5 separate regions of the Mus musculus genome follow, and regions 1, 2, 4 and 5 are each linked to region 3. Evidence: chromatin loops called from intact Hi-C (ENCODE). Cell type or tissue: heart. All regions are shown on one strand.

Region 1 (5,000 bases), 73 kb before region 3:
TTTGTATGTAGTTCTGTCAGAAACCACACTGTGCTGTTGTTTCTCTATCAATCTCCCTTCCTAGATGTATAGTTCAGCTGTCCAGAAAATGGTGGTGGACTCCCTGAAGCTGGGGTGCTTGTCAGACACCTGATTTGGGGGGCTGAAAACTGAACTCAGGCTCTCAGAAAGAGCAGCATTTACTCTTAACCACTGAGCCATTTCTCTAGTCTCACACTTTTTAAAAAATGTGTTGTTAGGGATCAAACCCAGGGCTTTGTGCATGCCAGGCAAGCACTGTACAAATGATCTATCCCAATACTGAATGTGGAGCTTTGAGGAGTTTATTGGCATTTTTCACTTCACTGGACCCTAAGCATCAACAAGCTAGGTAAGTTAGACAAAATGGAAATTCTAGTGGACCAGCTGAGTTGCAGTAAACCCAGATCTTTTAAACTAAGGTATCAAGCCAGTGGTTCCTCAAATACAAGGTAAATTTCCAATTCACTAACTTACTAAAGCCTCCAGTGGGAACACAACTGAGAAACAAAGGTATTAAACTGCATGTCCTGTTCAACTCGACTGAAATAAATGAGATAATCTTTTTAAACTTCCAGGACTCAGGAGGCAAAGGCAGGCAGGTATCTGTGAATTTGAGGCCAGCCTGGTCTACATAGTGAGTTCCAGGACAGAGCTAAACAGTGAGGCCCTGTTTCAAACAAAACTGGGTCACTGAGTATGTGCCAGGTGAGAGTGGCTAGTTCTCATTCTACAGAATCCCTCCACGTAAAAACAGCACGAGGGCTGTAGGGATGGCGCAGTGATGAAGAGCACTGACTGCTCTTCCAGAGGTCCTGGGTTCAATTCCCAGCAACCACATGGTGGCTCGCAACTATCTGTTAATAGGATCCGATGCCCTTTCTCCTGTGTCTGAAGAAAGCAACCGTGTACTCACATACATAAAATAAACAAATATGTCTTTAAAAAGCATAACAGCAGGAACAGACAGCAATTCAAGAAGGAGGCAGGGAAGTGCACTTCCGTGGTCAGCGAGGCTTTTTGGAAATCACAGCCCCCACGGACTACTAATTATTGCTGCTCTAGGCGGTCTTCCAGCCCATCACATGGCCTCAGGAAGATGCGGGGGAGGAGGTAGGAGAGAGCCAGAAAGAAGTAACGTGCTTTTGAGACTGGAGAAGCAAGGGATACCGAAGCCTGGGGAACAAGGCAACCCTGCGTAGGCACCTCAGTTCCCACGCGCCTCTGGGCTTTGACTCACCGTGTAGCCTTGAGTCGATGCACTTGCCTCGCTTCTCAGGACCTCAGCTTTCCTGTCTGTAAAGTGGAGGCGGCGGCGACGACAGCTTTTACACTGTGGGGCGACAGCCAAGTCACGAGATACAGCGGAGGAGAAAGGCGTTTTGGAACCTGCAAGGCTTGGGATGATGCATCGTCACGGTTCTGGTCCTGAGGAGAGGCAGCGGATACCCGGGCGGGGCCCGGAGCTGTGACGCGACTGAGACGCCCGAGTCCAGCAGAGATGCGCCCGCGCCCCTCTCACCGGCGCGCTCCCCGCAGCACCTCCTCCCGCGGGCTCCACCTCCAGGGCCCACTCAAGCTGGAGCTAGAGAAACTTTTACCTTCAGCTCACAGCGCCCGCACTTCCCCTGGTTCCCGCCGACAGCCGCTCTCTCACCTCCTACCCGTGGGCTGGCGGGAGCTGCATCTCTATGGTCCGACTGGGACTGGAGTGGCTCCTCGGGGGCCTTTGATGTGGCCGCCCCCGGCCCAGGCGCCTCTAGGAATCTGACGTGTGGCAGCCACTCTGTCTCTCTTCAAGGCCCGTGCTACTCTATGGTTTCCCCTCTATGTCCTTGAGTACCCCCCTTCTGAAGCCCCAAAGCGGAACCATCGAGAATTGCAGGGAAGAGTGGCAAGGACTCCGTGGTGGGTGTGGCCGGAAGTAGATGCAGCAGTCCGGGGCGGGACTAGCGGCGCTGCCTCTTCGTAGGCCCGGCGAAACCATCGAGTGTGAGGGCCAGAGAGTCATGGAGGGAAGGGGGCGGAGTGACAGATTTCTCTCTCCCACGTTCCTGGAAGCGCGAGCAGGTCTGTGTATAGGGTGTCCGGGAGTCAGCTGCTGTGTGTCAGGGTTCGGGAGCCGGGGGCCAGGAGATCTTCGTCAGCGGCTCTCCATGCAAAGGTGCTTTGGAATTCTGGATCACAGCTCCGAGCCTTAGCGGAGGTCACGGCTGTCAATTCACCAGTGGGCCGGTGTGCCAGGCAGAGGAGTGGCAGTGGAGAAGTGTTGCAAGGAGAGGTGTTCTGGAAATAATTGCCATTTTGTCCCCTTAGGCATTGTCTTAAGTTAGGCTTAGTCACATCTTAATTGGGTTGAATTTGAAAAAGGCTCCAAAAAAAAAAAAAAAGAAAAAGAAAAAGGCTCCGTGGAAGAAGTAGACTATATGATCTCAATGAAAAAGAATGCCTAGAATAAAGGGGTGGGGGTCATTCGGTACCAACAGAACTGAGAGAGCTAGAAGTAGGTAGTGATTTGCTAGTAAAGGTACGCATTCTAATGTAGGCATCCCTGCGTATCCGGCTGTGGTATTTGAACCCAATGGGAGCAAGGCACCAAGGGTGCTGGAATACAAGTGACAGAATTGTAGCGTGTCTGGGATTGGTGGGTTTGGATGATGCAGGTGCTGAAGGTCCATTCAAATATCACCTCAAGAACCAAAATAACTTGCAAGAAATAGTTTAGGTGAGAAGTAATAAATGTCTGTACAGGACATTAGGAACGGGGTGTAAGGGAGAGGATATTTGAAAGACATTTCTGATGGTAAGGCATGTGGTCATTGACAGAGCAATGGAAAAATCACCTTTGCCGATTCCATTCAGTGGGGACCCTTCTGTCTAGCTCTTGCCAGGGACCAGAGTCTTGCCTTTCTAGTATCCTGATGTGGAGCTGGGTACATTGCTTTTTGGAATTGAGAAACTCTCCAAAATGGCCTTCTGGCAAAAGGTCTAACTGAAGAGCAAAATGGATTGAAGAGCCTGGGGTGTTTGCTGTGGCATTCCAACACCATTCCTACTCCACTGAAACACAGTCCTGCTGACCTGTCCATCTTGCTTCTGTGGGAGGGAGCGGAGCAAGATTGACTGGTCTAGTTTCTATACTAGTCTTATGCTTTCTTCCAGTTCTGCTACAATCCATCCCTCGGTTTTGACAGTGCCTCAGAGCCTATAAGCATCTGTGCTGCTTCTTTTCAAGATGCCATTTTCAGACTTTGTTCTGGCCCTTAAAGACAATCCCTACTTTGGGGCTGGATTTGGGCTGGTAGGTGTGGGTACGGCTCTGGCTATGGCCCGGAAAGGAGCCCAGTTGGGTCTAGTGGCATTCCGGCGCCATTACATGATCACACTGGAAGTCCCTGCCAGAGACAGAAGCTATGCCTGGTTGCTTAGCTGGCTTACCCGACACAGCACCCGCACTCAGCACCTCAGTGTTGAAACCTCATACCTTCAGCATGAAAGTGGCCGGATCTCCACCAAGTTTGAATTTATCCCCAGCCCTGGAAACCACTTCATTTGGTAAGATAGGAAACTAGGTAGGGCTCTGAGGAGAGGGTGGATCGATGGAGGAAATTGGGTCACTTTGACAATTTTATTCAGGTATCAGGGAAAATGGATCCGGGTAGAACGAAACCGAGACATGCAGATGGTAGACTTGCAAACAGGGACTCCTTGGGAATCTGTCACCTTCACGGCCCTGGGCACTGACCGAAAGGTTTTCTTCAACATCCTGGAAGAAGGTATGAGATGGGACAGGCAGGCTATCAAAGTGGGGAGGTTGGGCATCTGCTGCTTGGAGAGGAGGAATAAGGATCCGAGTCCTTGGGAGAAGGGTACCAGGTCAGAGCTCTACCTGACTGAAGCATCAGCATGATCAAGGGACTGTTTTACTTCCTTGCTCCCAGCTCGAGCACTGGCCCTGCAGCAGGAGGAAGGGAAGACTGTGATGTACACAGCTGTGGGGTCTGAATGGCGTACCTTTGGTTATCCGCGCCGACGTCGGCCACTGGATTCTGTAGTCCTACAGCAGGGTCTGGCTGACCGAATTGTCAAAGATATCCGGGAATTTATTGATAACCCCAAGTGGTACATTGACAGAGGTAAGCAGCAGCTGGAATCTAGCCGAGTTTGTAGCCAGGTGAAGTTACAGGAAATTCTAGCTCAGGTGAAAGGGAAAGAAAGCTCGTCTATGAGAATATCTTTTCTGCCTCTAGGACCACTAGCAGGGAATGGAGCTGAGGGTAGATGTGGACACCTGGGCCAGAGTACATGATTCACTGTAGGTCTTGTTTATCCTGGTTATATCCCTAGGCATTCCCTACAGACGTGGCTACCTTCTTTATGGGCCCCCTGGTTGTGGAAAGAGCAGTTTTATGTGAGTAGTCAAATTTTCTTGACTTTGAGTAACAGCCTTTGCAGAAAAACTGGGCTGAAATTATTAGAAGAGGAATGAATCTGGGAAGCAAGGATCAGGATAAACATGAGATCCATAGATATATATCAAGTGAGTGGTATAGGAAACAGGCCTTTGCAGCCTACCTCCTAGGACTCCCGAAGTCTTCAGGTTGCCTAGGACCTCCTTCCATGTCACTGTCCACAGAACAGCCCTGGCTGGAGAACTGGAACACAGCATCTGCCTGCTCAGCCTCACAGACTCTAGCCTCTCAGATGACCGGCTCAACCATCTACTGAGTGTAGCACCACAGCAGAGCTTGGTGCTCCTGGAAGATGTGGATGCTGCTTTTCTCAGTAGAGACTTGGCTGTGGAGAGTAAGTGTGGATGCTGGAGATGGGAAATCTTTTGTTTTTAGTTTAGTGTGCATGTGTGTGCAGGTGCACGTATGTGGAGGTTGGAGAACAATTTGAAGGCAGCTCTCACCTTGCACCCTTTGTCTCTCTCTTGTTGCCCTACTCCTGTCACTGCTTTCAACGTGCCTTAATATTTA
Region 2 (5,000 bases), 51 kb after region 3:
ACATATAATAAATAAAAATATTTTTAAAAAAAGTCACTTGATATGCACTCACTAATAAGTGGATATTAATCCAGGAACTTAGAATACCCAAGATACAATTTGTAGAACACAAGAAAATCAAGAAGAAGGAAGACCAATGTGTGGATACTTCATTCCTCCTTAGAATAGGGAACAAAATACCCATGGAAGGAGTTACAAAGTTTGGAGCTAAGGCAAAAGGATGGACCATCCAGACACTACCCCACCGGGGGATCCATCCCATAATCAGTCACCAAACACAGACACTATTGCATATGCCAGCAAGATTTTGCTGAAAGGATCCTGATATAGATGTCTCATGTGAGGCTATGCCAGTGCCTGGCAAATATAGAAGTGGATGCTCACAGTCATCTATTGAATGGAACACAGGGCCCCCAGTGGATGAACTAGAGAAAGTACCCAAGGAGCTGAAGGAGTCTGCAACACTATATGTGGAACAACAATATGAACTAACCAGTACCCCCAGAGCACGTGTCTCTAGTTGCATATGTAGCAGAAGATGGCCTAGTCAGCCATCATTGGGAAGAGAGGCCCCTTGGTCTTGCAAACTTTATATGCCCCAGTACAGGGGAATGCTAGGGCCAAGAAGTGGGAGTGGGTGGGTAGGGGAGCAGGGCTGGGGGAGGGTATAGGGAACTTTCGGGATAGCATTTGAAATGTAAATAAAGAAAATATCTATTTTAAAAAAAAGATGAACTTTAGGTCTGGAGAGATGGCTCAGTGGTTAAGAGCACTGACTTCCAGAAGCCCTGAGGTCAATTCCTAACAACCACATGGTGGCTCACAACCATCTGCAATGGGGTCTGATGCCCTCTTCTGGTATGTCTGAAGAGATCAATGATGAATACATAAATAAATTAAAAAACAAAAAACAAAAAAAAAACATTTAAAAAAATGAACTTTAGAATCAATAAGAACGCCACACCTAGCCACATTACCTGCCAGTCGAGTTATTTGAAATCAGTATGCCTGCTTCCTCCTTCCGGGTGGCAAAAAAACAAAACAAAACAAAACTCCACGTGATATTAGAACCTGCTTTCCCATCTTTTTGATTTCTACATTTCCTGATTAAATCATCACTGAGCCTCTGCTTGTTTCTTATTGCCTCTGGGACAGGGTCTCATGTAATGTCTGTGGGCCTCAGAACTCACTGTGTGGCTGACGATACCGGGGATTAAGCACAGGACTCCATCATACTAGGGACGTTCTCTTCCACCGAACCATATCCCCAGTCCCTGTGATGCATTTGCATTTGCACGAGTCTTCATTTTCATTAAAAAATAAAATCAGATTTATTCATTTTAATCTTACGTAATTTTTTTTCCTTGCATGTATGTATGTGAACTATGTGCATGTTTGGTTGCCATGGAAATTGGAAGAGGACAGCTGATCCCTGGAGTTATGGATGGTTGTGAACCACCTGTGTCTACCTGTCCATTCAGCATACAGGTGGTGGGACTCAAACCCAAGTCCTCTACAACAGCCACAAGTGCTCTGAGCCACATCTATAGCCCTGTGTTTTTAACTTTATGAAAACTACACTTCTAGCCAGGCATGGTGGGACACACTTTTTTTTTTTAAAAAAGATTTATTGATTGATTGATTGACTTATTATATGTAAGTACACTGCAGCTGTCTTCAGACGCACCAGAAGAGGGCATCAGATCTCATTATGGGTGGCTGTGAGCCACCATGTGGTTGCTGGGACCTTCGGAAGAGCAGTTGGGTGCTCTCACCCACTGAGTCATCTCACCAGCCCGGTGGTACACACTTTTAATTCCAGCACTTAGAGACAGAAGCAGGCAGGTCTCTTGAGTTCCAGCCTGGTCTACAGAACAAGGTCCAGGACAGTTGGAGCTACACAGAGAAACCCTGTCTCAAACCAACCAAACAACCCAACAACAACAAAAGAAAACGAAACTTCCAATATACATAAAACAGTTCATGAAACAACACTTGGTTATTTTTCCCCCTTTGGGGCAAATTTTCTGTCCCATTTTATTCTTTTTGCTTTATTGGAATAGTCTGAAGCCAGGCCATGTAGGTAGGCAGTCCTTTTTAAAAATACAAATTTAAAAACTTATGGTATGTGTATGGGTGTGTTTCCTGCATATTGTCTGTGTGCCACTTGCATGCTTGGTGCACACAGAGGGGTTTCGGAGGCTGTGAACTTCCCCTCTGGAAGAGCAGCCATCTCTTCAGCCCTTCCTCTTTTTAAAAAATTGTTGTTATTAGTTTAGTTTTTTTGTTTTTTGTTTTTTGTTTTTTGTTTTTTGAGACAGAGTTTGATTATCTACCTCTAGCTGACCTGGAACTTGCTATGTAGACCAGGCTGACCTGGGACTCACAGAGTTCACTTGCCTCTGCCTCACAAATGCTGAAATTAGAGGCTTGCGCAACCATAACTGGTTCAAAATCCTTAATGCCTGCACTCTGGAGGTTGGGGCAGGAAGGTGGAGGATTGAGCCCAGCCTGGCCTACACGTCTTCAAACAAAACAAAACGGGAAAAAGAAAACAAAATCAAATCCCCAAATCTGTTCTCAAAAGCAGAAATGATACTCTTAAAAAAAAAAAATCCCTAATACCGCAATTTGTTTTGTTTTTCCTCCTCTCTGGGCCTCACGTGACTGCTGTCCCAGGTCCACAATCAGCTTCAGCCTCTGGGGAACAGCAGCGCGTTCCCGGGCCATCTGGAAAGTGAGGGACACCAGAGATGGCGCTCTGCAGGTCAAGCAAAGGCAAGCCTAGCTGGGTGGGGCCTGAGGGACTTGGAAGTTGACTGCTGTGCTCCATCTCACGACTGAGAGCCAGCGAAGTTCTTGAGAGTCCGTGGATGAGGAGGCTGCTAACTCCAGAGAGCTCCCTAGTTCATCTTGTCCACCTCTGCCTGCCTTCTTAGTAGAGGTCTTGCAGCTGGAGAAGGCGGCGTTTGTGTGTTCAGGACAGATCCTGATTGGAAGGGGTTATGAAAGGATCTGGCTAGTCCTCTATTGGCCCGCCCCGGGACCACCTCTGCCTTTAAAGTCGCCAGGTCGCAAAGCCCGAGTTCTGTCTGCCTCCTTGCCTGGATAGGGCTCATAGTCTCTGGATCTAAACTCTTGGCTTCTCGGGCACGATCCATGGCTGCGTGGAGCCGCACGAGGCTGAGATGGACGCTCCTGGACCCGCGTGTGGTGGGCCGTGGCCTCTGCCCACAAGGGGCCAGAGCCAAGGCCACGATCCCTGCAGCCCTCCAGGCACAGGAGAGTACGGAGGGTCCAGGAACAGGTCAAGACCGGCCGCGCCTGCGGAGTCCGGCGGAGCTTCCGGGGACCGGAACGCTACAATTTTTATTCCAGCTATTTCTACAAGGCTATGTGCTGCACTTGCCCGACCTCCAGGTAACCATCGGACAGAGGCATCGCCACCTGGGTCTGGGCACTGGGACAGAAAAAGAAGCTGGCTATGGGAGAGAAGAGGGATAAACAGTAAATAGAACTTAGCTCGCCACTGTCTGAGGCTCGAGCCATAAACTGGAAGGGCATGCAGGGTGCAGAGAGAATCCTTTGAGCTAAAACAGGCGATGGGTGTCACCGATCAAGAGATCATCATCAATGTGGTGGGCACAAGTTGGGAAAGGAAGAGGTTGCGTTGGGAGAGAATGACTCATGCTAGTGTATACAGTGCCCGGTGTTGGGGGAACCCTGTTACTTCAGAGATGCCATTCCCCTCCTGCTTCTTCCAAAGGAGTTAACTTTGGAAGCTACTTTGCAATCTGTAGGACACATTTGTCCACAGAAGAAAAAAACAAAAAACAAAAAAAGATTGCTTCTCAGGGAGTGAAAGAAAACACATTAGGGAGCAGGCAAAGGAATTTCTGATGTAATTGCACCTCGACACCCTGCCAGACGGAGAGGAGGGTGAGGATGGGGACAGAGAAAGAGAAATCCAGCAGCCAGGAAAGTTTGTCTGTGTAGCTATCCCTGTCAGACTCAGGAGGTACTGAGAGATGATTTAAAATAACAAAGCAAAACAAACCATTCCCTGGGACTGGAGAGAGGGCTCCATGGTTAGGAGGACATCTCTCTTTTCCAGAGGACCTGAGTCAGTCAGCACCCTTGTCAGTCAGTTTACAACCACCCAGGGGAATCTGATGTCTCTGCCCTTCCAGGACCATGCACTCATGAGCACATACCTGCTGACACACACGTGCATAGTTAAAAAGAATACAAATTGTAAGCAAGCAAGCAAGCAAGCAAGCAAGCAAGCAAGCAAGCAAGCAAGCAAGCAGGAAGCCTGGCATGGTGGCGCAACACTTACCTTTAATCCCAGAAATCAGGAGGGAGAGGCATTAGAATCTGTATAAATTACAGGCTAGCCCATGCTACATAGGCTAGCCAGTGCTACATAGTGAGAACAGAAGGGAGGGGGGAGGGAGGAAGGGAGGGAGAGAGGGTAGAGGGAGAGAGGGAGAGAGACGACAGAGATAGAGAGACACACACAAAGAGAGAGGGAATATGAGCTATTTCCTGCAGACCTGATAATCTCTAGGCCAAGAAACAAAGGAGTTGAAAGGTCCTCTAAGTTCTCTAGCTTGATTTCAACCTCTAGAAATTGAGAGGCCTGGGGAATGCCTGATGCCTAGGGTCTAGGGACTGAAGCTTCCTCAGGGGGATTTGCTCAAGATGTAATTCTAGATAGCTTTGTAAGGAGAATGGGGAAGTAAACCCGTGAATATATAGAGTTTTGGCTGTTTGCTAAGACAATGTTTTCCTATATAGTCTAGATTGGCTTTAACTCTTTCCTCCTGCCTCAGCCTCCTGAGTGCTGGGATTCTGTATATAAAGACCATCATGGCCCAGAAGTAGATTTTTTTTTTAATGATTTATTTTATTTCTGTGTGTGTGTGTGTGTGTGTGTGTGTGTGTGTGTGTGTGTGTGTGTGTTTGAGTGTTCGTGTCTGTTTGTATGAAGAGACCAG
Region 3 (5,000 bases):
GCCTGTATACTTATTTTGTGTACCATATTTTCTCTTTGCTCCTACTCTCTCTCCCCACTTTACTTCTGATAGCTTGTCCTGAATTTCATCTAGAATCCGCCCTGCCTTAACCACTTGATAACATGTGAAAAGGAACAAAAGGGCTTCTAACACTAGAAAAAATTCAAGGCCAAACATAACTTGTAAAGCCATTTTCCACTTTACTTCTGATAGACTGTCTTGAATTTCCTTAGAAAGTTCAAGGCCAGGCTTACCTCGTAAAGCTATACTCACTGGTACTCTCGTTCCCCAGCTGAAAAGTTCTGAATTCATACAGTTGAATCCTTCTTAACAGTCTGCTTTACGGGAACCTTTATTACCGCGACCCGCAGTTCTGGTTCTGGAATGAGGGATCTTCCTTGCGCCAGTCCCGAGTTTTTTCTCGTCCCGGAATTCGGCACCAATTGTTATTAGACGCGTTCTCACGCCCGGCCAGGAAGAACACCACAGACCAGAATCTTCTGCGGCAAAACTTTATTGCTTACATCTTCAGGAGCAAGAGTGTAAGAAGCAAGAGAGCAAGAAGCAAGAGAGCAAGAAGCAAGAGAGAGAGAAAACGAAACCCCGTCCCTATTAAGGAGAATTCTCCTTCGCCTAGGACGTGTCACTCCCTGATTGGCTGCAGCCCATCGGCCGAGTTGACGTCACGGGGAAGGCAGAGCACAAGTAGTCATAAGATACCCTTGGCACATGCGCAGATTATTTGTTTACCACTTAGAACACAGCTGTCAGCGCCATCTTGTAACGGCGAATGTGGGCGCGGCTCCCAACATTTTTCTTCAGCTCCAGCACTCCCATTTTGTCTAAGAAAGTTCATTTATACTGTATATTGGTTAAAATTCTGAATTTATCTGATTCTATAGCATTACTCAATTGTTTTCCTCTATATCCTGTATACTGAAGTTAGAGTCAATGCTTGATTAGATTCAGCTTTTAAATTGTTAAAATTTAACATTTTGTAAAATAAGCCATACTTTATAAATATTGCTGTGTAATCCAAATCTCATCAGGAGACAAACTAGATAATTGCCCTAGATTTCCTGATCTAAAATTGATAAGTAACCCTTTCATAGTTCAACATCTGTCAATGACTGTTGCTTAAGTATTTTGCTACTAAGTTCAAATTGTTTTCACCAGGCTAGTTTTTCTCTGCATAGCCCTAGCTGATCTGAACTCACTCTGCAGACCAGGCTGTCCTCATACTCAGAGATCCACCTGCCTCAGCCTACCGAATGGTGGGGTTAAAGAAGTGCACAACCGGTGCCCAGGCCTCATCAGGTTAGTTATATCGTTAATTATCATAGCCTGTTTGAGAAAGCTCCTTTTGCCATCCAGCTGACTTTATAGTTCTCTAAATTTAATAGATCCAGCGACATCTGAAACAGGGGGATCTATTCTGCGTGGAGAGATTATGAAAGGACTCACACTTAGGTAAAGTTCTCACTCGAAGCCCATAAAACTGGTAGTTGTAGTTATGTCTTGCTTTGTCTCGTCCCGCTCCGTGTTTGGATTTAGGGAAAGGTGAGTGGGAGAGAGTTAAAGTGCCTTGAGCCACTTCCTCTTACTTGCCTCAAACTCATGGAATTTTGGTAGGAATTCTTTAATAGAGTCTTGGCGCTGTATGGTCAGAGTCCATAGTGGTTAGGTAGAATGAATCGTGGATTCCCAGAACGGAGCCTTTACTTGCAGGACTACAGTTCCCAGAATTCCGCTCGCAAGAGTTCCACCGTGTCGACAAGTTTGCGCGTGCGCAAATTCCTTGCACTTTCTCTCTCCCTCCCCCCAAGTCCCTCCTTCTCCCCCCCCCCCCCCCCCCATTCTCTAGGCTGCACAAGGGCTGGGATTCGGCGCGCTTGCCTCGGGCCCTCCCCCTCCCATTCCTTTCTGGCCTTAGATCTGTCCGCTGGGGGCGCGCTCTGTGTGGGACAGAAAGCGGCAGAGCGTGGGTCGCGTGGCGGAGCTTGGTTGCTAGGGACACCTGAGGTCGCCCGCTCGCCCAGCAGGCGCAGCGAAGAAGCGGCGCGGAGCCGGCGTCCAGTCGCGGCGAAGTAGGGTACCGTAGGTGAGTGTGGTCGCAGAGCTGGTGTCCGACCCCGGCCGGCCGTTCCCGCGTGCCTCGGCCCCAGCCCTTGGCACCGGCCCCCAACCCCGCTTCCGGTTCGCCACCTCGCCTTTCTCTGGTGAGTCGGAGACCGGGGCCTCCTCCCGGGCCCTCTCTCGAGTCCTCCTCGGCAGCCTCCACGCGGGGAGAACTTCGTTGGCTTCTCCTCGGGCGGCCCGAGCCCCACACCCTTCTCGGTCCTGGTTTCAGCGTGTCCTCTTTCCCGCCGCGCTGCGGTTTAAATTCTGGCTTGGGTTGAAATCCCGGCTCTTTTCAGGGCCTGCTTTTTCCTGACCCCACTCTGAGTTATCCATACACACTTTCCTACATTCCAGAAGCTGAGATCCTAATTTAACTCATTTATCCAGCCATTTTTTTTCATTTAATAATTTACAGCTTTTATAAACATCGACAAGTAGGTAACGAGTGAAGCCACTATGTAAGGTTCCTAGGGAGGGTACATTGGTGAGCAAGACAAACGTGTTTTCGAGAGTTTATAGAACAAGAGATTTTTAATCAAGAAAGCATTTGCCATACTGATGTATGTGCTGTGGTAGAAGTGAAGCGCTTAACCGCGATTTGTTTGGAAAAATACGTCACCCCACCTTCAGTCTTTACATTCCGGTTCTGAATCTTGGAAATGTTTTAATCAGCATTTGAAACCCTTCCTTTATGGAGTCATTTTGAATATTCCGAATCTCAATTTCAGCGCCTGTTGATTTGGCCAATCAGCAGTAATCTGGAGGAGCCTTTAAGAGCAGGTACCGTTGGATCCTATGCCTTCAATTGTTGCAATACTGAGATTATTTGCATAAAAACTATTCCCTTTATTGTCTGGAAAGTTACTAGCGATTTACTGATTAGACTCTAAGCCTGGCCCTGAAAGTTATCAAATGTTCTCAGGGAGTGAAGAAGTGGGAAGATATTCAAGTTACAAAGTAGCTTTAGAAAGATACAGCATGGCCTGAACAGAGGTCCGAGCTCAGTTGTGTTTGTTGGGAGCCATTCTGTGAGCTGGGCTTATTAGGGCCCAAGACTTAACTTAAAATGAATCTATTTCCTGACTTGTAGTTTCCAAGTGACTTTAGTTTTTTTGTTTGTTTGTTTTTGTTTTTGAGACAGGGTTTCTCTGTGCAGCCCTGGCTGTCTGGAACTCACTCGATAGATCTTGAACTCAGAGATGCACCTGCCTCTGCCTGCCCTGCCCTTCCCATCTTTTTAAGGTCCTAGGGATTGAACCTTGGGAGTTACACATTCTAGACAGTCAATCACTACCACCAAATTAAAAGTCTCAGGCCTGGAAGGTTTTGTGGGACCATGGGATTTTAAAACTTATTTTAAGTAAAACATGAGCAAAAGTATTTAGTAAGTTCGTTTGCTCTTTTTCTCTTCTTACTTTCTTCTTTTGTTTTGTTTTGTTTTGTTTTTCTAGACAGAGTTTCTCTGTGTAGCCCTGACTGACCTGGAACATTCTCTGTAGACCTCGAACTCAGAGATCCAGCTTCCTCTGCCTCCTGAACGCTGGGATTAAAGCTCTGTGTTACCACCTATGTAATCCCAGCAATAGTTTCTTGTTGTTTGTTTGTTTTTTGAGACAGACTCTATGTAGTCCTGGCAGTTTCTTAGTCCAGCTTGAGAATACACACTTTTTAAAATTCTTAGGGGAAGAGATGAGTATATTCTTTGTAAAGATAAAAAAGCAGGGAAATAGCATCAGGGTTGTGTGTAAGAGTATAGAAGGGGTGGGTGACGGATAGGTTGGTCAAGAAAGATTTCTGGCTAGAACCAAGTGATAGAGTCTAGAAATGATGCAGTTTAGGGTTCTTGATTGATTCATTTTCCCTGCCAGTTTAAGAATTAAAAGGCAGGGGAAATCTGAATACAACAGATGACAGCAGAGAACCGCAGAAAAAAAGCCAGTTAAAGGAAGACCTTTATTGAGGTTGAGAAATAGAGGGGAAAAAAAACCTCTATAAAACAGGCGTTGCCTTTACTCCACCTATTTCTGCCTCTCCAGTGCTGGGATTACAGGCTAGTTCCAATATTACACAGTACTGATTTTTTTAAATGTAGAAGGTATATCTCAAGGAACTGAATTATTACTCCACGTGGGAAAAATTAATAGATCTATTATTAACACATTATGGTTAGTATAAATGATTTTAAATGAAAATGTTTTTGAGAAGAATAGAATTGGGTGTGGTTTTTATTGTATATTAAGAGAAGATAATGGTTGGAGAGATGGCTCAGCGGTTAAGAGCACTCACTGACTGCTTTTCCAAAGGTCCCGAGTTCAAATCCCAGCAACCACATGGTGACTCACAACCATCTGTAACGAGAACTGTTTCCCTCTTATGGTGTCTGAAGACAGCTACAGTGTACTTACATATAATAAATAAATAAATCTTTAAAAAAAGAGAAGATAACTGGATTTTCATACATATTTCTGCATTCACTGAATTTTGATGTTTGTTTTTGAGTTAAGATTTAGGGGCTGGAGTGGTTAAGAGTGCTGGCTGTTCCTCCAGAAAACCAAGCTCACTGCTGTTTATAGTTTTCTGGCCTCTTTGGGTATTGCATCCTGTTGTGCACAGACATACATGCAGACAAAATACTTATATACATAAAACAACAGAAATATTAAAAAGAAGATAATTTAGCCTTAGATGGTTACAAGAGGGCCTAAAATGTTCGAAGGGGTTTGTAGGTATTGTACTTTGGTATCATATAAAAGAAGGATCAGCTTGGCTGGTAGATCTTTGTTATTTTCTTCCATAGAGTTGAGGTTTCACTGAGTAGCCCAGAACTTTCTAGAATTTTAAGATTCTCCTGCATCAGTCTCACAAGTATGGGATTACTA
Region 4 (5,000 bases), 61 kb before region 3:
CTGTGAGATCCTGGAAAAAACCGGAGAGGTCAATATTAAAGCGACCCCCTTCCTTCCACAGGCAGAGCTGAATTCTGAATTGTCCCTGCTCCAACTAGCCTTACTTACTTGTGGATCTGCTCATCTGAAAGTCCTCGAGGGTTACGGATGGAGATCTGTGGAACCTCGTGGGGATACTGATGCAGAAAAGCAACAAACAGCCATCAAAGTGATGCCCGCTCTAGGGACTCTCCCCTCGCCTCCATCTGCTACTGTGTGGAAGAAGAATCACCTGGACTGGGATCCGAAGAACCAGAGTAAAGCAGACAAACTGCGAATCTTGGACCTCTGCGGTGGCAGGGTGCAGAGTGATAAAGATCTCCCATGGTGATCTGCAGGGGGATGAAGTGAAAACGAAGGATGTGACTAGGCAGGGGCTTGAGAGCTAAGGAGGAGGGGGCGAGACAGTAAAGCAGGTAGAGGAATGCACGCTGGACTTGTTTCTCTGTGGTGGTGGCGGCGGCGGGGGGCGTGGGGGGGGCAATTAAAGGAATAGTAGTTAAACTTCACCTCTGTGAGGGGAGGCTCATCGTATCCTAAGTCCAGATTCTGTGCAGAACTCTCTCACGGCTGAGACCCCTGCCCACCCCTAGCTGAATACGTACCTGCCATTCCCTTTCATCACCTGTAGCTCATCCAGATAGATAGACTCTAATACTTCAACTTCAGAGGGAAGGACCCTGGAGAGTAAGGGGGAGACTGAGTCACCATTGCAGCTCTTCCTGCTGAAGCTGCCAAGGTTGATGAAGTCTGACTTAAAAAAAAAATCTGCCTGAATACATTCTCTGGCCAAATTATTTTTTAACATGGGGAAATATTTCTTCAAGTAGTTGACTGGCCAGGTAGAAAGCATGGGAATTAAATTTTTAGAGATCACACTGCTAACTTGAGAAAACACATTCTCAGAGAGTTAAAACTAACCAAACCTTAACCCAGGAGGAATGGGACCAATCAGAGCCAGGTCCTGGTTCCCTGCTTAAATTTCTACAGCTTAAGTTATCCTTTAGTGGGTTTCCCTCTGTCCTACATATATGACACCCATTCATTATTAACAAGGTTATCAATACTACTGCTGCCTACCTATACAACTGTTTAGCATGGATCCCTGTGTTCTGAGTACTGCCAATAACCTTGCCAGCACCAGCCAGTCTAAGCATCCTCAAAGGACATATCAGGTTGAACAGGTCTAGGTAGTATAAAAGCTATATTGCATTAGAAAGAGTCATAAGCCTTGTAGCTAATAGTAGAGCAGAAACTACTTACCAAGCTATGTGGTCAGGTTACTTATATTTAGAAACCTGAGTTACACTGTCTACCACCTAGTGATAATAGAGCATACTCACTAGGGCTACTGTAAGAGATAAATGATTTGTTTATATAAAGTGCACAAATGTCTGAGACACAGTATCTAGTCTAGGTGATCTACCCCCTCCCTTTAAAAGGAAACCGAGAAGGGCAGTCTGAGGACTGAGTGTGCACATAACCCTGGATGCCTAGTTAGCCCTGATCAGAGTTCATGGCCCCGATATAAATCAGAGGGTTCACATTTAAACATAGAAAAAACAGCTGTAATGACATCCAAGAAGAGTGATTGTCCACAGCCCTACCCAGGTGATATGAAACCTGTATCCACTTTCTTATACATTTCCTCTCCATCTAGAGGAAGCACACCCCAGTATCATTTCTATAGTGATGGTTATTATTAGCATTCTTCTTAAAGCTTATTTTACTACTACTACTACTACTACTACTACTACTACTACTACTACTACTACTACTAAAAGACATTCTGGCTGCTATAGACCAATGCAGCCACTGCTACTCTGTCATGGCTCAGGTGTCCCTTCATAATCTTAGAAGTCACTCACAACAGTGAAAAGCACTAGTCTGGCTGGGCTCCCTAAACCAACGGAACACAGAGGTGCAGTCTCAGTTAAGACTTCCTTCAGTACTTTGCCCACCTTAGGTCACCTGAGCCTTGGATGTAAGATACAGACCTAAATGTAAATAAGGTCATAGGTTACAGGTGGAGGTGGGGGTGGGGTGGGGATGGGGGTCCGAAATAGGCTGTCCTAATACTAACAGTATAAGGCCTTAACTCAGACAGATGTCCTTTGGTCTCTTGAGGTTTTATACTTCAGCAATTAATGAAAAGCAGGCCTATGGATATTACGAATCCATGGTGATCCATCTTCCCAACTACTCTATGAGGTAATGCCACACCCACTTTTTTTTTTTTTTAATAGCTGACACTGACTCGCAGGAGCTAGCTGGTTTGGTCAGCATCACATCAAGCTAATTAAATATGGAGTGAGCACATTTTTATCTTATGTCCAAAACCCAAAGTCTTTAAAGGCTTTTGGTTTCTTATTAAGAATGCTCGAGAGAATAGGAGAGCTTATGAGGGGAGTAAGGCTTTTCTGACAATAGTTATTAGTGCTATCAGGAATATGGGAAGATTGAGGAACGCGTAGGCAGAAATGGACTGGTCCAAGGGGCAGGATCCTAGGGGCACGAGGAGGGCGTCCGTTCCGAGAGGCGGGAGGTGTGATGAGAAGCCATCCTCCAGGGCCCAGAAAAATCACATCAGGGAGAAGTGGGGAGGGGTAGGCCCGTAGTAGGGAGCAATGGGGTCGATAAGGCGTGGGCCCAGCTGGCAAGGCCGCCGTAGACCCAGTCCCTTCTCAGATCAGCGTCCCTCCTCCCTCCGTTCCCGGTCCAGTAGCTCGCCTACGAAAGGATGTCTCTTCTATCCCTCGCCCCTTGATCCACCCTTTATGCCCGTGGTTCGGACGGTCCGAAGCTGTTGCTAGTTCCCGGCACCAGATCCAGGCAGCCAGCCAAAACCTATGACCCAAAGTTACCAGTCCTCTTCCCCAGCAGCTGTCGACGCAGACGCCGCCATGTCTTCTCCGGCTCTTGGCCGGAACCGGAAACACCTTTTGGGAAGTTAGAGGCGGAAAACTAGGGCGGGGCGGAGTAAAAGAAAGCTGACGCCGTTTCTAGGCAACTGAAGACTCTAGATCCTTTGTGGGGCCTGCTAGCCAAGCGACAGAAGTGCCCTACAAAGTGCCAATGGGCGGTTCGCATCTGTCACACACCTCTGAGAGCTTTGTCCTTTAAACTTCTAATCAGTTCCAGGGAGTAAAACTGGTAAGAGTGGGGAAACTAACGAGAGCATCAATGAGGAATGGAGAAAAGTAACGCAGGCAGCTGGGAGGCCCCGAGCAACTAGCCTGAACTCAGCCTGGGGAGCTTGGAGCGTCTAGACTGGGAGCAAGTTAGGGGACCTCTGCTCGGGGCCAGAGTGGCGGTGCTGGGCAAGCTGAGGGTGTCAGGAACCTGGGAGAGTATAGAAGGAGCGTGTGAGCATCGCTGGTGGAGAGGGGAAAGGGAACACCGGTGTGCTATGGGCACCTAACCTGGGTGGGGAGGTGGGGGTGGGGCTGGAGACACTAAGACCTGATCATCTTTCCACCCTGGTCATGATTTTGAGGCCTTGGTTATTGTGAAAAATAGAACAAAGCAAGGTTGATAACGTGTATCTTTCTCCCATGTTATGAGCCAGGCCTCCCAGATGTGTGGAACTACCCCTGGATCTATAGCTCTTTGTCACCGTCTTCTTTCTACCTTCTGAGAGACCCCGAAACCCTTGCCATGGAAAAGTACCACGTTTTGGAGATGATTGGAGAAGGCTCTTTTGGGAGAGTGTATAAGGGCCGAAAAAAATACAGTGCTCAGGTAGTAGACAAGGATATCTTTTAAATGGGATTTGGTGACCCACGTGTCCAGTAAAAACGTGGGACAGAAGGGCTGCACGGTGTTTATTTCTAGACCCTGACACCAGCATACTTCCTAGGGTATACAGGCCCAGAAATTTGACTTCTTGGAATCAGATCCCAGCCTTAGAACTAGGAACAAACTACCTAACATCCCATGCTTCCATTTCCCAAACAGTACAATGGAGGAATATTGATAGGGTCTGAGGATCAAATGTGTTTCACACTTAATCACTTAATACAATGCCTGACACCTACTGAATGACAAAAATGATCACTGTTCTTTGTATTACCTAAGAAAAGATAACACCTTGAAATCTGGTCTTCCATCTTTACCTTTTCCTTCTCCTTTCCCCAAATCTCACGCTGAGTCCTTTGCTTAGGTCAGAAAACCTCTCCCAGAGTCCCATCAAAGGAATCTATTTGCCAGTAACTGTTTCCCTTTAGTGATGGGCTGACAAAGCCAGAGTACATCCATAGTACCCGGGGGGGGGGGGGGGTTGAGGTGGGGGGTAAGTATGTGTTCACATTTATACTAAGAGTTGATCAAGAAGTATAAGTCTTGAGTTGTGGAGCTCTAAGATAAAGCTTGAAATATTTGCACAGAGAGAGAGAGAGAGAGAGAGAGCACACCAGTGAGTTTTATTGGGGTTTCTTAAACAAGTATAAGTGACGGTTTACTTACAGGATCAGAAATGACTCACAGACAGCTGTAACACCAAAGCCCGCCCCAGCATGTGTGATAGCCCATGCAAGCCGGACACCTCACACTTACAGCGCTGCTTAGAGGCAGCCTGACAGAATGGAGAGTGTCTCTGGCAGCTCAGCCAGTATGAGAGTTTCTTTGCACTTCTTGATGGTGTAGTTAGGCCTTGACTCTTCACTTTACCACTGGCAGGTGGTGGCCTTGAAGTTCATCCCCAAACTGGGGCGCTCAGAGAAAGAGCTGAGGAATCTGCAACGAGAGATTGAAATCATGCGGGGTCTGTGGCATCCCAACATTGTGCATATGCTCGACAGCTTTGAGACTGACAAAGAGGTATGTTTTGACGGTATTGGGCTTGGGTTGCCTCTCTCCAAGCCCAAGGACCCCAGGCATTTCCCAACCACAGAGTGCGTGACTGTTCTTTCAGTGTCATGTTGCCTTCTCCTCACAGGTGGTGGTGGTGACAGACTACGCTG
Region 5 (5,000 bases), 160 kb before region 3:
ATCCCCAGAACATTATTTTACATTTTATCTTAAAGTAATGAGCACCTTGGCAATGAGAAAGCCACTGAAGGGTTTCAAGCAAAGAAAGTATACGTTATTTGAATGAATGGATAGTGTTGAGTTTGGGAAGAAGAGAAAACAAGAAAAACAAAACAAAACAAAACCCAGGGAGATCAGATAAGAAAGTAGTGTTTTTAACTCATAATTACAATAATAATTCTTACTTGACAGATTCTGAGTGTCAATACTTTAGGGAGTTTATAGCACTCATAATAATCCACTAAGGTGAGAACTTTTGTTTATTTGTTTTTAGAGACGGGTTTTTCTGTGTACCGCCACCCCCCCAACCCCAGCTATCCTGGAACTCACTCTGTAGTCCAAGCTGGTCTTGAACTCGGAGATCCATCTGCCCCTGCCTCCCATTACCCAGGTAAGCTAAGAACTCTTACTCCTATTCTACAGGTGAGAATAGGAATAAGGGAGATCAAGTCCCTATGAAAAAGAACTGTGGTTTGAATTAGAAAAGTCAAAGTGAAGAAGGTCAGAAATAAATGCAAAACATATATTAGAAGTAAAACAGAACTTGGAAAGGATATGAACACATAGGATGAAGAAATCAAGACTGCTTCTCAAGCTTCTACCCAGTGTCACTGAACAAATGGCTATGTGTCATCAAAATGGACATGCATGCCGCTTGTGGTGTAGTGGACACTGGAAAGGAGAGAATTTGGGTACAAGAGACAGATTGACTCCAGTTTTTAAAGGTATCATATTTGAAATTCCTAAGGGGAGAAAAAATCAAGCTGAGATGTTAAGCAGACAGTTGGCTATTTGAATATGGAGCTGAAAATAAGAAAATCTCAAGTTATCAACATATAGCAGAATTTAAAGCTTAGAGAGAAATGGAAGTACAACAGGGGAGAACCCCAGTCCAAAACCAAATCATTTACCCTGACAAAATTTCTTACCAACTGATTACATCTGTCCTTGGGTCTTCAGTCCCTCCTTTTCCTTTTGCCAGTATGCAACACTATTCTTTTGAATATTCACCCAAATATTAACATGACAAATGACAAACATCATACAAACACACTAGAGCCTATCTGTCTGGCCCAGAAGCCTCCTCTAATACTTAACACAATAAACCAAAATGCCCCCTTAACATTCCCTCTTAGATTAGTTCTTTCAACTATAGACTCATCAGGTACTGTTAACTCGCCAAAGGAATATCTGAAAAACACTACAGTACAACTCTCCAACGACACGGAACTTTATTACCTTTTTATTTTTCTCCAGATTTTGATTTAAAATTGGTTCAATAGACACCGTCAGTGTCCTGGCTAGATATGGGTAGCAACCAAAGGCACGACAAAAATTACACTCCCTTTCAGCGAGTAATGTCTAAGAGGAGTAGGAAAGTAAAGAATGGTCAAGCGGGCGTGTGAATATCGCAGTCAAGGTTTTAATGGATATGTGGCAACAAAGTCACCTGTAAAGACAGCAGGCCTTGCAGGGAGGTACGCTGAGACCACCTGAACCTTGGTGAAGAGAGGCCAGATTTAGAATGCAGAAAGCAAGTGACAACACGGACGCGTTAAAGGAGAAGTAAAGGGGGCAACACTCGAACGGGGCACCTGTAAGGCATTGGGTATCCAAGGACCCGGGGCGGGCTAAGCAGCAGCCGGGAGAACTCTGAAGTGGACGCCGAGTGGGCGGACCGCAGGGGTGGGGTGGGGGTGCCGGGGAAAACGGCTCAATTCAGAAGCTGTCCCGGCTCGTCTTACCTGCGCTAGAGGGTCCCAGCTCCGGACAAGCTTGCCGGAAGCACAAAGTTCCCGCGGAGGGGGTGGAGCCGAAAGGCTCGGAAGGAAGGGGCTCTACTAGCCCCAGAGAGCGAGGCCGGTCTCTCTCCTAGCACACCTAAACCCGCTGATGGCGGGAACTATGACTACACGCAAACACGTACGGACGCACGCACTCTCGACGCAACCAGTCCAGGCGCGTGCGCGTAAGCGCGCAAGTCCCGCCCCTCAAGCATTCGCTCTGCCCCTCACCATGCCCAGCCCCTAACCCGGGCGGCCCCGCCCCCGCCGTGACGACACTGTAATACACATGCGCACCGTCCACTTTACCAACTTTGGCCCTCCTACCATTTTCCTCACGCGCAACCGCTTGAGCATGCGCAATTCGTGTCCTTCCAAGCCTGCTGGCCTTTTCCCGCCCTTGTCTGGCCTTCGGGAGAAAGTCAGAGTTCACGTCTCTCAAAGGATTTACCTGCGATGCTGTGGGGATACGAGGGCCAGTAGTTTGCAGACGTCATTTTGATCCCGAATCTGAAGGTTCAAAGAACATACTTTGAGATTATTTGCTAGGCCGAGGTCCGGGAGGCGGGAAAGGGCTGGGTGGGCGGAGGGTCAGAGGTGAGAGGTCAAAGGCCCGCGAAGGGGGCGGAGCGAGGCGGAGGCGGATGGCGGCACTTCATCTTGGGCATCAGAGCCGCTGAAGCTGGGACGCGGGTCCGGTGCGTCCGGCGGGAGGAGGAGTGCGGCGGCCGCTCCAAACATGCACAGCCTGGCAACGGCAGCGGTGAGTGGTTGCTCCCGCTCGGATGTCCGTCTCAGCCTGTTTTCTAGCTCCCAGATCCGGGCCCTGAGTCCAGCTGCTCCTGCCCCTAGTCGCAAGGTCTGGGGGTCTCCACACGCCGACCGTGGCGGAGCCGGACCCCCGCTGTTCCCTCTCATCCCCTCCCGCCCCCTCTCCTGGCCTGGCGCGCGGCCTCTCGCGTTGTTTGCCAGCGCCAAGGCCTGGTCCCGCGCCCCGCGCTGCCCCAGCAGGCCATTCATTGATTCCTTTGCGCCTGGCGTCAGTTTATCTGGACGCGGGTTGTGAATGCTGGGCGTCGGCGGGGATGAGGATACTGCCACGGCCATTCGCTCTGGTCCCGTGATCCTAGACTTCCTCGCCTAGGCACATCTCAGTGGTTCGGAAATGGGCTTCTAGCTCAAGCCACTTGCTTTTTGCATGAGGAAAGACTTCCTCACGCCTCGCGTTTTATCTTTTAACAAGAAAAGCAAATCATGTATTATACCTCCCTAGAGTCGTACTATGGCTTTCGGTTAAATTTAGAGAAAGTAGACTCCTTCCCTGGCCTACAAGCCCTGTATGATGTGGTCCTTAGTCACGTTTATGGGCTTGGTTTTTGTCACTTGCTCCCTAAGCTCCGACCAAGAAGTATATGAACTTTTCTGTTACATATTCTCTACCTGGAATGTCTTTCTTAGGACTCTGCCTCCATACATACACACAAGTTTACCTCAGAGTGACTTTTTCCGACCATATTCATAGTAGCTTGTAACCCCAACATTTTCTCATATAGAGCACCGATCCCACGGTTTAATTACTAGACTTTTATATTTTATTTTACTTTTACTTGTGGGTTGTCTGTACTCTGTAAGTCAGGGGCAAGTATTTGGTGAGGCCTGTTCACTTGTTTTCCCCACCACTGGGACAGTTCCTACTACAGTAAGGTAAGCACTCAAATAATGCTGACTGAATGGCTACACTCACAACCATACTGGAAGCAGCATAGTTTAAAGACACTTCCAAAGGCCAGTTTCACTTTGTTTCACCAAGGGGAAATGCTATCAGGAAAATAATGTATTTAGATTACATTATGAGACAACGTAACATAATGACTAAATAAAATATGAAAAACTACCTTAACTTCAAGTATAAAAAGAAATATTTAGGACAGCCGTGCTTGGGATTTCTGTGAATTTTGAGGCCAGCCTGGTCTATATGGAAAGTTCAGGCCACCATGATAGCATAGTGATATCCTGACCAAAAAGAAAAGAAAAACATCCTCCAGAGGGTGGTGGCAGCACCTCTGTAATATCAGCTCAGACAGGCAGATCACAAGTTCAAGACCAGCCTGGCAATTTAATAAGACTATCTCAGAAAACATTTTTAAAAAGATGGGTAGAGATATTAATTATAGGAGAATATTTGATCTGGCATGTGTGACACCCTTGGTTCAGTCTCCAGAGACTCCTCCCAAAAGTAAACAATCTGATTGGCATGACAATGCTTTTAATCCCAGCACCCAGGGAAGCAGAGGCAGGCAGATCTCTGCATTCAAGGGCAGCCTGGTCTACAGAGCGTTTTATTTAGGCCAGCCTGAGATACACAGTAAGATGCAGTCTCAAAAGGGAAGAAAAAAAGCAAGCGACTCAGCTAAGTGTAACTGAGACCTAGACAGGAACACATTGCTCAGGAACCAGTGAGGTGGCCTAGTGGGTAAAGTCACTTGTTGCCAAGTGTATTGACCGGAGTTAAGTCCCCAGAACTCACAATACACACAAACTAATAAACATTCATTTAAAAAAAACTAAGAACATACTACTTCATGAAGTTGATTTCTTCTTTTCAGAGCAAGTAATATTTTATATCCTGTCTCTGTTTATACTTGTTAAAATTCTTAAGGGACTATAGTTTCCATAGGTGTGTGTGTGTGTTTATTTAAGCACAAATAAAGTATATATGTAAGCCACATACTCATTTCCTTCATTGTCAGCCTGATTGGTAACTGAAGGCCAGCTGTGTTGTTTTTTTCTGTAGTGATTTTGCAGTTCTTAGAGGAAACACTGAGAAATCTCAGCATAGTAGATTTGTTACAAAGAAACATTTCAAGCTTTCTAATGCTGTAGACCAGAAGTTTCCAGAAGCCACTGGGCAGCATGTACTTCATTTTGTTCCCATGATTATGCTAGTCATGAGAATCTAGTCTTTTAATCTTCTCCATACCTTTTGTCAATCAATACCTCCGGGTTTCCTGTCACCCTTAGTTTTGACATTGGTCTGATTGGTCCTCTTTTTGATGATCTCACTTCACCAAGGTCTGGGATGAGCCATTAAGGGAGGAAGGAAATGGCAGTCGACTGACAGACAATAATGGGAAAGAAGCCCCTAGCTGCTTTTGTTCCTTCTTTCCCAGTTATACA

Evidence for each region. A loop is a pair of places that touch in the nucleus more often than their neighbours do. Peaks named below come from ENCODE experiments on the same cell type or tissue, not always from the same donor. Only the 100,000 strongest peaks of a DNase experiment are listed, where the experiment ranks them.
Region 1: a loop joins it to region 3, with 2.0 times the contacts of the local background. A loop is called at or near these places in 3 of 42 quality-filtered maps.
Region 2: a loop joins it to region 3, with 1.9 times the contacts of the local background. A loop is called at or near these places in 2 of 42 quality-filtered maps.
Region 4: it touches region 3 in a loop (2.0-fold over the local background); 4 of 42 quality-filtered maps call a loop at or near these places.
Region 5: a loop joins it to region 3, with 2.5 times the contacts of the local background. A loop is called at or near these places in 2 of 42 quality-filtered maps.

Annotation. Positions count from the first base shown.
Region 1 is chr1:74,586,306-74,591,305 of GRCm38, forward strand. Zfp142 (zinc finger protein 142) reads right to left here and starts at 1,723. Exons shown (of 9, transcript NM_001310668.1): 1 at 1,259-1,723. It overlaps Bcs1l (BCS1-like (yeast)), which reads left to right and starts at 1,984. Exons shown (of 8, transcript NM_001305652.1): 1 at 1,984-2,088; 2 at 3,181-3,573; 3 at 3,655-3,794; 4 at 3,960-4,154; 5 at 4,366-4,429; 6 at 4,655-4,824. The coding sequence starts at 3,254. In heart, a CTCF peak has its summit at 1,889; DNase peaks (open chromatin) are centred at 1,136 and 1,876; H3K4me3 peaks cover 2,709 bases; H3K27ac peaks cover 1,678 bases.
Region 2 is chr1:74,710,472-74,715,471 of GRCm38, forward strand. Cyp27a1 (cytochrome P450, family 27, subfamily a, polypeptide 1) reads left to right here and starts at 3,064. Exons shown (of 9, transcript NM_024264.5): 1 at 3,064-3,420. The coding sequence starts at 3,160. In heart, CTCF peaks have their summits at 1,709 (motif pointing right) and 2,754; DNase peaks (open chromatin) are centred at 2,930 and 4,060; H3K4me3 peaks cover 1,967 bases; H3K27ac peaks cover 1,546 bases.
Region 3 is chr1:74,659,789-74,664,788 of GRCm38, forward strand. It overlaps Ttll4 (tubulin tyrosine ligase-like family, member 4), which reads left to right and starts at 1,914. Exons shown (of 20, transcript NM_001014974.2): 1 at 1,914-2,101. In heart, CTCF peaks have their summits at 1,970 and 4,733; a DNase peak (open chromatin) is centred at 1,903; H3K4me3 peaks cover 2,224 bases; H3K27ac peaks cover 2,087 bases.
Region 4 is chr1:74,598,422-74,603,421 of GRCm38, forward strand. Rnf25 (ring finger protein 25) reads right to left here and starts at 2,976. Exons shown (of 10, transcript NM_021313.3): 1 at 2,904-2,976; 2 at 645-719; 3 at 272-371; 4 at 109-176; 5 at 1-10. The coding sequence starts at 2,944. Stk36 (serine/threonine kinase 36) reads left to right here and starts at 3,034. Exons shown (of 27, transcript NM_175031.3): 1 at 3,034-3,192; 2 at 3,608-3,780; 3 at 4,717-4,857; 4 at 4,976-5,000. The coding sequence starts at 3,697. In heart, no CTCF peak of the experiment used is centred here; a DNase peak (open chromatin) is centred at 2,990; H3K4me3 peaks cover 1,802 bases; H3K27ac peaks cover 1,273 bases.
Region 5 is chr1:74,503,876-74,508,875 of GRCm38, forward strand. Usp37 (ubiquitin specific peptidase 37) reads right to left here and starts at 1,946. Exons shown (of 24, transcript NM_001310662.1): 1 at 1,785-1,946. Cnot9 (CCR4-NOT transcription complex, subunit 9) reads left to right here and starts at 2,185. Exons shown (of 8, transcript NM_021383.5): 1 at 2,185-2,586. The coding sequence starts at 2,563. In heart, no CTCF peak of the experiment used is centred here; a DNase peak (open chromatin) is centred at 2,066; H3K4me3 peaks cover 3,574 bases; H3K27ac peaks cover 2,544 bases.